Linked DNA regions of Homo sapiens: regions 2 and 3 are each linked to region 1. Evidence: chromatin contacts called from ENCODE Hi-C data. All regions are on one chromosome and are shown on one strand. Each heading gives the region's core, a stretch centred on a gene start or an enhancer-like site at or near the end of the contact. The rest is flanking DNA. Distances are from core to core; before and after follow the strand shown.

What was found. Hi-C counts contacts between places; a loop is a spot of excess contacts on that map. Pooled maps may share reads with other maps.
Region 2: a map with no recorded cell type shows a loop between it and region 1 (21-fold over the local background). The contact joins the promoter of GEMIN7-AS1 here to the promoter of CIC in region 1. A Hi-C loop is called at or near these places in 2 of 37 single-sample maps with no recorded cell type and 6 of 50 pooled maps.
Region 3: a loop to region 1 is called in a map of naive thymus-derived CD4-positive, alpha-beta T cell, with 6 times the contacts of the local background. The contact joins the promoter of PLEKHG2 here to the promoter of CIC in region 1. A Hi-C loop is called at or near these places in 2 of 168 maps with a recorded cell type or tissue (ascending aorta and naive thymus-derived CD4-positive, alpha-beta T cell) and 12 of 50 pooled maps.

What each region holds. Positions count from the first base shown.
Region 1 is chr19:42,267,594-42,270,867 of GRCh38, forward strand. CIC (capicua transcriptional repressor) reads left to right here and starts at 1,659. Exons shown (of 21, transcript NM_001386298.1): 1 at 1,659-1,788. RefSeq lists an enhancer at 649-1,158.
Region 2 is chr19:45,088,443-45,091,866 of GRCh38, forward strand. GEMIN7-AS1 (GEMIN7 antisense RNA 1) reads right to left here and starts at 1,949. Exons shown (of 2, transcript NR_134887.1): 1 at 1,627-1,949. It overlaps GEMIN7 (gem nuclear organelle associated protein 7), which reads left to right. Exons shown (of 3, transcript NM_024707.3): 3 at 1,665-3,076. The coding sequence starts at 1,673. The coding sequence ends at 2,068. RefSeq lists silencers at 1,234-1,407, 3,108-3,292 and enhancers at 1,349-2,344, 2,345-3,339, 2,950-2,999.
Region 3 is chr19:39,411,191-39,414,458 of GRCh38, forward strand. It overlaps PLEKHG2 (pleckstrin homology and RhoGEF domain containing G2), which reads left to right and starts at 1,479. Exons shown (of 19, transcript NM_022835.3): 1 at 1,479-2,222; 2 at 2,875-3,005. The coding sequence starts at 2,897. TRI-TAT1-1 (tRNA-Ile (anticodon TAT) 1-1) reads right to left here and starts at 1,070; the gene lies at 978-1,070. RefSeq lists enhancers at 421-510, 921-1,020, 1,031-1,080 and silencers at 1,291-1,650, 2,181-2,320, 2,331-2,400, 2,511-2,570.

The sequences.
Region 1 (3,274 bases), core at 409-2,908:
AGATGTGAATATCCTTCATATTCCATGAACCCCATTGGACAACTAATATTTCTTCTATGCTATGAACTAGCTCTATGCCCTAGCACATTCTTTCACACGTAGTTTGAGTGTTTCATGGACAGTATGACTTGCAATAGACTGGATGCAGTTTCCTCACAAGTGGTGTGAATTCCAGTGTGGAATCTGAACCTGTCACAGGCAAAAGAAAGCCTCCCTGCGGCCAGCGTACCCATATTGCTTCCCATTAGCCTCGGACCAGGGCGAATACAAAGTGGAGGGCATAGATGCATTGCAGACAGGTTCACCATCTGGTTGTAAACCCGTATCTGGGCAGCAGGCATCTACTACAAACAGGGCATCTCCCTGTCCTCCTCCACTCCAGTGTGATACCCTCCTACCCCTGGGATCTTTAAAAATCTGCCTCTGTCAGGGGCGTACACCCACAAAGTGTAGCTCTCCACGTAATGCAGTGCGAAGCCCCAAGAAGCGCTGCATTTCGTCATCTCGGCCCCCTGCCCCAATGCCTAGTGGGCTGTCAAACTGCGCTGTCCTAAATGTCAAACTCTTGGAGGAGGTGACCTGTCCCCCGGGCCCCAGGCCGCGCGCGTTGCCTATACTGCAGCGCGCGACACCCCACAAGCGCGCGTTCTCTCCCCTCCCGGTGGCAACAGGGCTTTCCGCGGGGCCGCGCCAGACTTTTCGAGACCGTCAATTGGTCGTAGTCCCGGCCACCCGGCAGCCAATCAACAAGGGGAAAGGTGACATCACTGGTTCTCCTCCCCTCCCCCAATCCAAACTTCCCTACTCCGTCTACCGGCAGCAACAACCACGTGGGGGAGGGGTAAGAGAGTAGAACCGGTGAGGTCATTGCACCGCCCCGGCCGCTGCTGATTGGCTGCGGGGCTCGCGGGTGGCGGTTGGCTGCTCCTTGCACCTCCCCCTCGTGCCGCTACCGCTGCCACTGAGAGGAGCCACCGGCGACGCCAGAGCCAGGAATACGGGTGAGTCGGGGCCCTGGGTCTAAGATACTCCTGGCGTCCAGTGAGACTCACGACGAACTGCCCTTTTCGACTTTTTCTCCTCGCCGGGTTTCTTTGGTGCTCCAAGCACTCTGTCACATGGGAGTTGTAGTCTGCCTTGTACTGTCGGCTATGGGCCGAAGACGTGAGAAGACTACGGTTCCCAGCAGGAACTGCGACTAGCCGGTCAACAAACGTTCGGGCCACGCCTTCTACCTCCGTTCATTGGACAACCCGTCCCTTAGCCCCTCCTCCTTTCATTTCATTGGCTACTGTCCCTCACAGAGGCTGGGTTCCGGCCTAGGCTGCATGGCGACTGGGTACTGTATTTGTCATTTGGAACTAAGACGGCCTGCAATTGGACACGACTGGTGTCCTTCACTTGTTGTAGGGTAGGGCCCTAGGCAGATCAGGCAGTCGTAGGCTCAGGTTGGTGTCGGTCCCGGAGGGAGGCCGGTCTTGGACTTTGGCCCCGCCCCCTAGCGCTGCCCGATGGGCCCAATTGGTCGCCGCGAGCGTCGCTCGTCGTCGAGAGGCGGAGCCGACCAGTCTGCGGATATCTATTGGTCTAGGCTGGCGCCGGTCAGTGGGGTTGTGATCGCTGATTGGCTGGCTGCTCCAGCTGTTGCAGGTCCATTCACCATTTTGTGTGTTGGAGTAAAAAAAAAAGGGAGAATCGAGAGGGAGAGCCGGAGGGGGGGCGGGGAGGGACCGGACCGGACCGAGCCGGGGCCACGGCCCCCCGCCCCGAAACCCCGCCGAGCCCAAGGTGAGGGGCGGGGCCAGGGCTGACACAGGAAAGGGGGGTCCGGGGGGCTGGGGGCCGAGAGGGGACAGGTGGCAGGGACGGGGAGGGGGTACAGGGGGAAAGGGGTGGGCGGAATGGTGGGAAGGGAGGAGGGAGTGGAGGAAGTGGTGGGGGTTTGACAGAAAAAGGGTAACTGGGGGAGGGGGTGGTGGGCAAAGAAGGGTAACAGGAATGGAGGGGTGACAGGACTAGATCAGGGTGACAGGGAGAGGGAGGGGACAGAGTTGGAGAGTGTGACAAGGAGAGGTGATGGGGAGAGAAGGTGACAGGTCCGGAGATGGCTGACAGGACAGTGACTGGGAGGAATAGGTGACAGAGATAAATGGGGGTGACAAGGAGGGGGTGACAGGAGGGGGCCTAGGGCATTTTAACCGAGAGGTAGAGATAGAGGTAGTGACAGGATGAGAGAGAGAGTGTCAGAGAAGCTGGTGCCAGGAGGGCTAATGGGAACAGAGGGTATGAGACCCCAAAGAGCCAGGGCCTGGGCTGGCCTGGGCTCCGGGAGTTACTACTCAGATCTGAGGAAGGTGAGGGCCCCCGGGGCTTGGGTGGGAGTTATTCAGACAGGGTGGACAGGAAGAGAGTAGGCCCTAGGGGAAAGAAAGCAGCTCTGGGGCGAAGAGAGGCTGGGCCAGGCAGCAAGGTCTAGGGGTCCAGGCGGCATAGTTGTAGGCCCTGGGTGGGGTATGCAAAGGTTTGTGCTTGGAAAAAACTGGAGCCAGATCTCAGTCCCCAACATGGTAGTCTAGTGGGTCAGCGGGTATTAGGTGGTGATGGCTGCCCAACTTCTGGGCATTTGGGTGCCAGCCCCGGGACGCCCTCCAGGCTCTGCCTGTGAGGACCCCAGGATTGGCCCAAGAAAGGGCAGGCCTGGGACTCCAGGGTCCACAGGAGGAGCAGGCCCCTAGTGAGAGAGCATGAGGTCAAGGGTCCCCCAGTAGCTGGAAGACTGAGTCGGGGTTGCCTCTCATTGTGTTTGGCTTATGGTTCTGGGTCCCCCAACCCTCCTAGAGGCCTCTGTTTTGGCCTCTCAGGTTCTCTTAGTCACTTCAGAGTAAAGTTTTTTCCCCTTTTCTTTTCTCAGGGCAGCTCGAAAGGGGGCGGGCAGTAATGACTGTTCAGGAAGTGGGTGAGGTTGGCCTGTTGGGCTTGTCCTGCTTTCTTTGACCTTATCCCACCTATCCCCACTTGGAGTTGGAGGGCATATTTGGGGGCCTGCGGGGGGCTAGCCGACTCAGCCACCCTGCCAGAGCCAGCCCAGCCAGGGCGGGGATGCATGCAGGCAAGAAGAGGGGGGCTGGGCTTGCGGGTATCACGCTGGGTGCTGTGGGGGGAGGAGCAGGCTCCCATCCAGTGGGACAGAGAAACCCTGGGGTGTAGCTCTGTGTCCCACTGTGTGATGACGTGTGCGTGCTTCTGTGCGTGTGTGTGTGTTTGTGCGCGTGCG
Region 2 (3,424 bases), core at 699-3,198, 2.8 Mb after region 1:
GTCTTCTGAGTAGCTGGGACTTCCACGAGTACATTGTCAAGCCTGGCTAATGTTTTTTATTTTTAGTAGAGACGAGGTCTTACCATGTTGCCCAGGCTGCTCTTGAACTCCTGAACGCAAGCAATCCTCTCACCTTGGCCTCCTGAGGTGCTGGGATTATAGGCATGAGCCACCATGCCTATCCCTGTTGTCCTTGTTTGGCCCAGAGGCTGGAAGATCACTTGAGGCCAGAAGTTCAAGACCAGCCTCGGCAACATAGTGAGACCCTGTCTCTTTAAAATTTAAAAAAAAAAGAAAAGGAATAGCACAGAAGTGGTGCCCTGCCTTCTTAGTGTCCCATTCCTGGAGATGTTGGCTTTGATCACTAAGTTAAGGGGGTGCATACCAGGTTCCTCCAGTATAAATTTGTGTTTGCCCTTTACAGTGAATGAATATCTTATAAGTCTGTTAAGACTATGTAGATACCTTATACTTCATCAAACTCCCATCCATGCTTTTTTTTTTTTTTCTTTTTTTTGACACAGAGTCTCACTCTGTCGCCCAGGCTAGAGTGCTGTGGTGCGATCTCTGCTCACTGCAGCCTCCGCCTTTTGGGTTCAAATGATTCTCCTGCCTTAACCTCCCGAGTAGCTGGGACTACAGGCGCATGACACCACACCCGGCTAATTTTTGTATTTTTGGTAGAGGCGGGGTTTCGCCATGTTGACCAGGCTGGTCTCGAATTCCTGACCTCAAGTGATTCGCCCACCTTGGCCTCCCAAAGTGTTGGGATTACAGGTGTGAGCCACCGCACCCGGCCCTATCCACACATTTTTGCATCTATTCCTTTTATATTTATTTACTTGCCAGTCTACAGTAAGGATTATATTTTCCTTCTCTTCCTTATTTATTCATTTATTTATTATTGGTATGGATTCTGGATTTCTGTTTTATCCAGTGGGTTATAATCTGTAACTATCATTATTGTATTGTTCAAATAATTCCAGATTTGGCCACTGGGAGCCCTTTCAAGCTAGCTCATGTGTGAGTGGGAATCTATCTAGAAGATAGAATTTCCTGATGGATTGGGTGGGTTGTGTGTGAGAGAAAGCTGGGGTTTATTCTTTTTTTTAGAGACAGTGTCTCACTCTGTCACCCAAGCTGGAGTGCAGTTGCACAATTACAGCTCACTGCAGCCTCCATCTCCTGGGCTCAACTAATCCTTCTCCCTCAGCCTCCTGAGTAGCCCAGCTAATGTAAAATATATATATATATTTTTAGAAATGGGGTCTCGCTATATTGCCCAGGCTGGTCTCAAACTCCCAGCTTCAAAGTGATCCTCCTGCCTTGGCCTCCCAAAGGGCTGGGATTACAGGCATGAGCCACCATGCCTGGCCAGGTTCATCTTTTGGCAAATATTTATTGCCTATAAGTTGAGATAAAAACATTATAAAAGCAGACAAAGGTCCTTGCCTTCACGGGGCTCATGTTTTTGTGCATGTGACACTTTTGTTTCTGATCCAAGCCATTGGGGGACGATGGCACAGATTTTAGGAGGGTGGATCAGTCTGGGGCAGGTGCAGTGGAGCTGCCTGGTAGACCAGCCTCTGCTTCCACTCCTCCCTCCTCCATTAGCCCCATGCTTACCATGTAATGACTTCCTGCTCTTTTTCTTCACTCAACAGCCAAGACAATGCAAACTCCAGTGAACATTCCCGTGCCTGTGCTCCGGCTGCCCCGGGGCCCTGATGGCTTCAGCCGTGGCTTTGCCCCTGATGGACGCAGAGCCCCCTTGAGGCCAGAGGTTCCTGAAATCCAGGAGTGTCCCATAGCTCAAGAATCCCTGGAATCCCAGGAGCAGCGGGCACGAGCCGCCCTTCGGGAGCGTTACCTCCGCAGCCTGCTGGCCATGGTGGGTCATCAGGTGAGCTTCACGTTGCACGAGGGTGTGCGTGTGGCCGCCCACTTTGGAGCCACCGACCTGGATGTGGCCAACTTCTACGTGTCACAGCTGCAGACTCCCATAGGTGTGCAAGCAGAGGCGCTGCTCCGATGTAGTGACATTATTTCATATACCTTCAAGCCATAAAGATATTGTGTTCACTTTTCTGCTTGAGGCTAAGGCACTGTATCCCAGGCCTCCCAATGTTCCCGAGCCAGGAACTCTGGGCCCCATGGAGTTATGAGCTCCCTTGGAATTTTGAGCCAAGCTTTAAGCAAGTCTGGACTCCTGAGACCTCCTGGGTCTAGTCAGTAAAATTCTGCAACTCTAGGAATTCTAAGATCCCATTGGAAGGAATGCTCTACCTCACAGAACTCTGAACCCTACAGAAATATGGGCCTGCTGCCATTTCCTGAAGACCGGGGCATCGGGGTGGGGTGATAAAGGATACAACCTGCACAGGGGGAAGTTATTAAAGAGGCTGCAAAGTCCAGCCACCCTGAAGATACTCCCCAGTGCTCCCCTCCTGCTAAAGAACCAGTTACCCCAGGAAAATTCGACTCCTGTTTTTCTTTAATTAACTATACCGACGGGGATGGAGTCATCTTTAGGGGCTGGTAGGGTGGTTATCCAAGGGCTGAATCCAGTGGAGCTGGGCCAAGTACGACAGGAGTCCAGATAAAGGTGTAGGGGCTGCACGGCCGCAAGTCTCCTGGAAAGGCTGGAGTGACCGGCATGCCGGGATTGGGAGATTAGGATTTGATTTCATTTTGGGGCGGGCGGTGGCTCGTGCTGGGTCACGTGGTCGTGCCCAAGCGCTCCTCCTGTTGCCCCACCTGTGGTTGCTGTGGACTGCACACGACAGCAGATTCGCTGTCCCCTCGTTGGAGGCGAATGGTCGGACCCCGAGTGGCGGCGCCCCTGATAAAAGGCCGAGGATTCGCGATCAGGGTGCAACTTCACTCCCTCCTCTTTTCTCTCCAGCCTTGCAGCGTGGCCGTTCACATCACGCGCTTCACTAAGCCTCCTATCACTAGTAACCTTTCAGCGCATTGTTTAAAAAGAAAGCAGTTTCTGTCCCTTTCTGTAGTTCCTTTAAGTTCAGGATGTAAGCGAAGCCTTCCATTAAGTAAAGGTGAGTGTCGTTTCGTCTCAGTCGCGAAAGTGCGGCGGCCGATGATGAACCGCGCCAGGAGCAGCCTCAGCGGCCATCAGTCCATTCGCAGCGCCGGCTCCGCCGAGGCCCGGACTTAGCTCTCGAGTTGCCTTGGCGACGACGCAGCTCGCTCCGCCCCAGTTCCCTTTTATGGTTTCAGCCCCGCCTCCTCTAGTTAGCCGGGTGCGCTTCGGCAAGCGTGGCGAAAGTGCGGCGGCGAATGTCAAGCGTTGGGTCTGAGCCTAGGGGTGTGGCTTGAGCTCACGCTGGTTCTTTCTTGCCTCGGTGATCCACCAGCCTTGTCACCCAGGATTTAGGTTGGCAGATTCGTCTCTCGCCTTTGGAAT
Region 3 (3,268 bases), core at 229-2,728, 2.9 Mb before region 1:
CCTGCCTTCAGTCTCTCCTTTCTCCACTCCCCCACGAGACAACCAAAGGAAGCCTGTTATGAGACCTGAGTCAGGTCACATAAAAGTCAAAGTCCGAAGTCCTCCCCACAGCCCACACAATCTGGCACCCATCGCTTACCCTCCCCCTTGGCCACTCTGCTCCAGCCACACTGGCCTCCTAGCTGCTCTACCAAGTCTGGTCTGCTTCATCCATAGGAGCTTTGCACTAGCTGTTCCCTCTGCCTGAACACTCCCCTGGTGTCCCCATGGCTCACTCCCCTCCTTCATGTCTCTGCTCAAAAGTTGCCTTCTCTGTGAGATCCTCCCTGACCACTGCTGTTGCAATCCACACCCCACCTCCAACTACCCCATCCTCCCTACCTTGCTCGACTTTTTCCATGACATTTATCATCACCACCTAACATTAAAATGTACTTAATTCTTATGTTGACAGCAATCTGCCTCCCCACTAGAATGTCGCGTCCTCAGGGGCAGGGACTACTTGTTCACTGCTGTATTACACACAGCTAAAGGAAGCCAGGCATAGTGAATGTTCAATATTTATTGAAAAAACAAGTCGACTCAAAAACATAGTTTTCCTTTTCAACAGAGGTCGAAAACTCCAAGACAGATAGCTATGTTCATCTGTAAAGGAGGCATTAAAAAGACAGAGAAATACAGAGGAGGCAGAGTCATATACAGTTTGCCGAGGACCCACATCTCTACAGAAGTCAAACTGTTTGCACACAATTCCATGCCCAGAGCATCTAATAAGAGACGATACCCCCACCTGGTGGCTGGGACGGAAACGGCACCTCCCTACAATACAGAACACCCAAAGGACCGTCGCCAAAGCCCTAGGAGTCTTTTGAGCCCAATAATTCAAAAGATAGAAACGTTCATTCATCTAAGTGATGTAGATGTTTTGGTTGGTTTATTAGATGTGTAAGTTTATAAAAACTGATGGGGAAAAAAAGTGCTCCAGGTGAGGATCGAACTCACAACCTCGGCATTGCTCCGCTCGCACTGTCATATAAGTACCGCGCGCTAACCGATTGCGCCACTGGAGCTCCGGCCGCACCCCTGCGCCGGGGTCTTCTTCAGTGGTTCATAGCCACGTGACCTCACCGGAGGGCCCCGCCTTGTGTTATATATGCAAATTAAACATTTTGCATTGACCAATAGGAGACAGTGCATTGCCAGTTCCGGATTCTCACGCCTCGCGGCCCTTGCTGTAAAAGGGAAAAGTCCGCGAGGCGTTTGGAATGTAGGGGTGTCGCCTACCAGAAGGACACGCCTCCTCATGAATATTCAAAACAAGGGGTGGGGTCTTAACCCTTCGCTGGCGGGTCGGCCGGAAGGCAGCCCCTCCCCCCCCCGCAGGCGGGAACAGGATGTGAGCCCCGGCGACAGCGGGGGAGGGGAAGCCCCGGGCGACCGCCCCCCGCCTCACAGCTGGGATCGGACTCTCCCGCCCCAGATGTGGCGCCGCCGCCGTCACACGAGCCCCGTGACACCCAGCCGGGAGCCCGAGGGGTCCAGAGGCTCGGACCCGGGCGTCCGGAATTTCTGCACCGCATCCTGAGAGACCCCGAGGTCCAGACCCCGGCGCCCAGGCTGGAGGACTTGAGCCATCCAGGTGCGCAGCGCCCCCTCCTGGAGCAGCCGGGAGCCCGGACGTCACCCCGCGAGACCCTGGAGGCCGAGCGCCCCGTATCCCCGTTTCAAGAACTCAGGATCCAGGACCGCAGACTCCCTCCAGGGCTCCGATCCCAAGACCCCGCGTTGGAGGAACTTGAGATCCGGACTTCTAAGCGCCCCAACCAGTTTCGGGCTGCAGCGGCCATCGCTTCAAGGGGACCCAGGACTTTGGGACCCCCCTGTGCTCCCACCTGGAGGGAGTTTCATTCCTGCCCCTAGAATTAGGGGAACTCAGAAATCCATCCCCCACCCCACGGCCCTACCTAGAAGACTTAGGAATGTGGGTCCCCAGCGCCGCCATCTGAGACTCCAGAGTCGAGGCTCCTAGCATCCCCTACGTAGAACACTGAGAAATTCCGACTGCGGGACCCCAGTCTCCGAGAGACCCCAGATTCTATTCCTGGAGCCTGAGAGCCCGAAGTTCACGCCCCTGAGTCTGGGCTCCGCACCTCCCTGGGGACCGCGTCGGGGTCGCGCAGGAGCCGGGCTGCCTCGAGCCGGGGCTGGAGGCTCCCCGGGAGGTGAGGGGGGAGGCGAGGGGCCCAGGCGGACTGGGGGAGGGGGCGGCGCCACTGCTGAACAATGAGGGGGCGTGCCGGCGGGGGGCGAGCCGAGGCGCCGGCGGGAGTTGGGGGCTGGAGGGGTGTGGGAAGGCGCTGGGGAGGCTGTGGCTGTGGGGACGGCGATCGGGGTTCGGAGAGACCGGCCGGAGGGGGTGCGAGGGCTCGGGGCCAGCGCCCCAGCGCGCAGCCCTCGGCGGGGGAGGGAGCCGTCTGCAGGACCCTGGCATCCGGTCCCCCAGCCTCCGCCCTCCCCTGGGACCCCGCGGCCTCCCGCCCACGGCTTTTCCCAGCCCTGCCCCTCGCCCTCCGCTCCAGCTGGAGCCCAAACGTTCCCAGGATCCCTAAGCCTCCGGCCCCAGACAAACGGGACTCGCAGCTTCTGCGCCTCCTGCTCCGCTCACTCTTCTTTGTCTCAGCCTTTCCATCTTTTTCGCCAGGTTCTCTCTCCTTGTCCCCTTCTTTCTGTCACTTTGTGCCTCCCCCATTAGTTACTCCCAGGGGCCCCTCCCTGGATTTACACCACGCTCCTAATTCCCAGCCCCCATCTGTGAGTCTGGGCGGCGGAGAGGCCCATGGGGTCCTGATATCCAAGAAGGGGCTCTTTCTGCAGGACTCTGCTGGGCCGCTCAGCCATGCCTGAGGGAGCCCAAGGACTGAGCCTCTCCAAACCTAGCCCAAGCCTCGGGTGTGGCCGAAGAGGTGAAGTGTGTGACTGTGGCACCGTGTGTGAGACTCGGACAGGTGAGCCTAGAGGCAGGGGCGGCGGAGCCTGTGGGGCTTTTATTCCTTGGCAATGCTGTCAAGGCAGGGTGATGGAGACAACCCCAGGCCAACTCGCACAAAGCTCCGAGTCTGGTGGGGAAGGCGGGCCCATCCCCAGGCAATGACAGGCCAGAGGGGGCAGCGCTGGGCAGAGTGGTCAGGGCTGTGATCGTGGATCCTCTGAGCTCGGAAGGTCAGGGGAAGGTTCCTGGAGGTGGGAACATCTCAACTGGGAAGTGGAA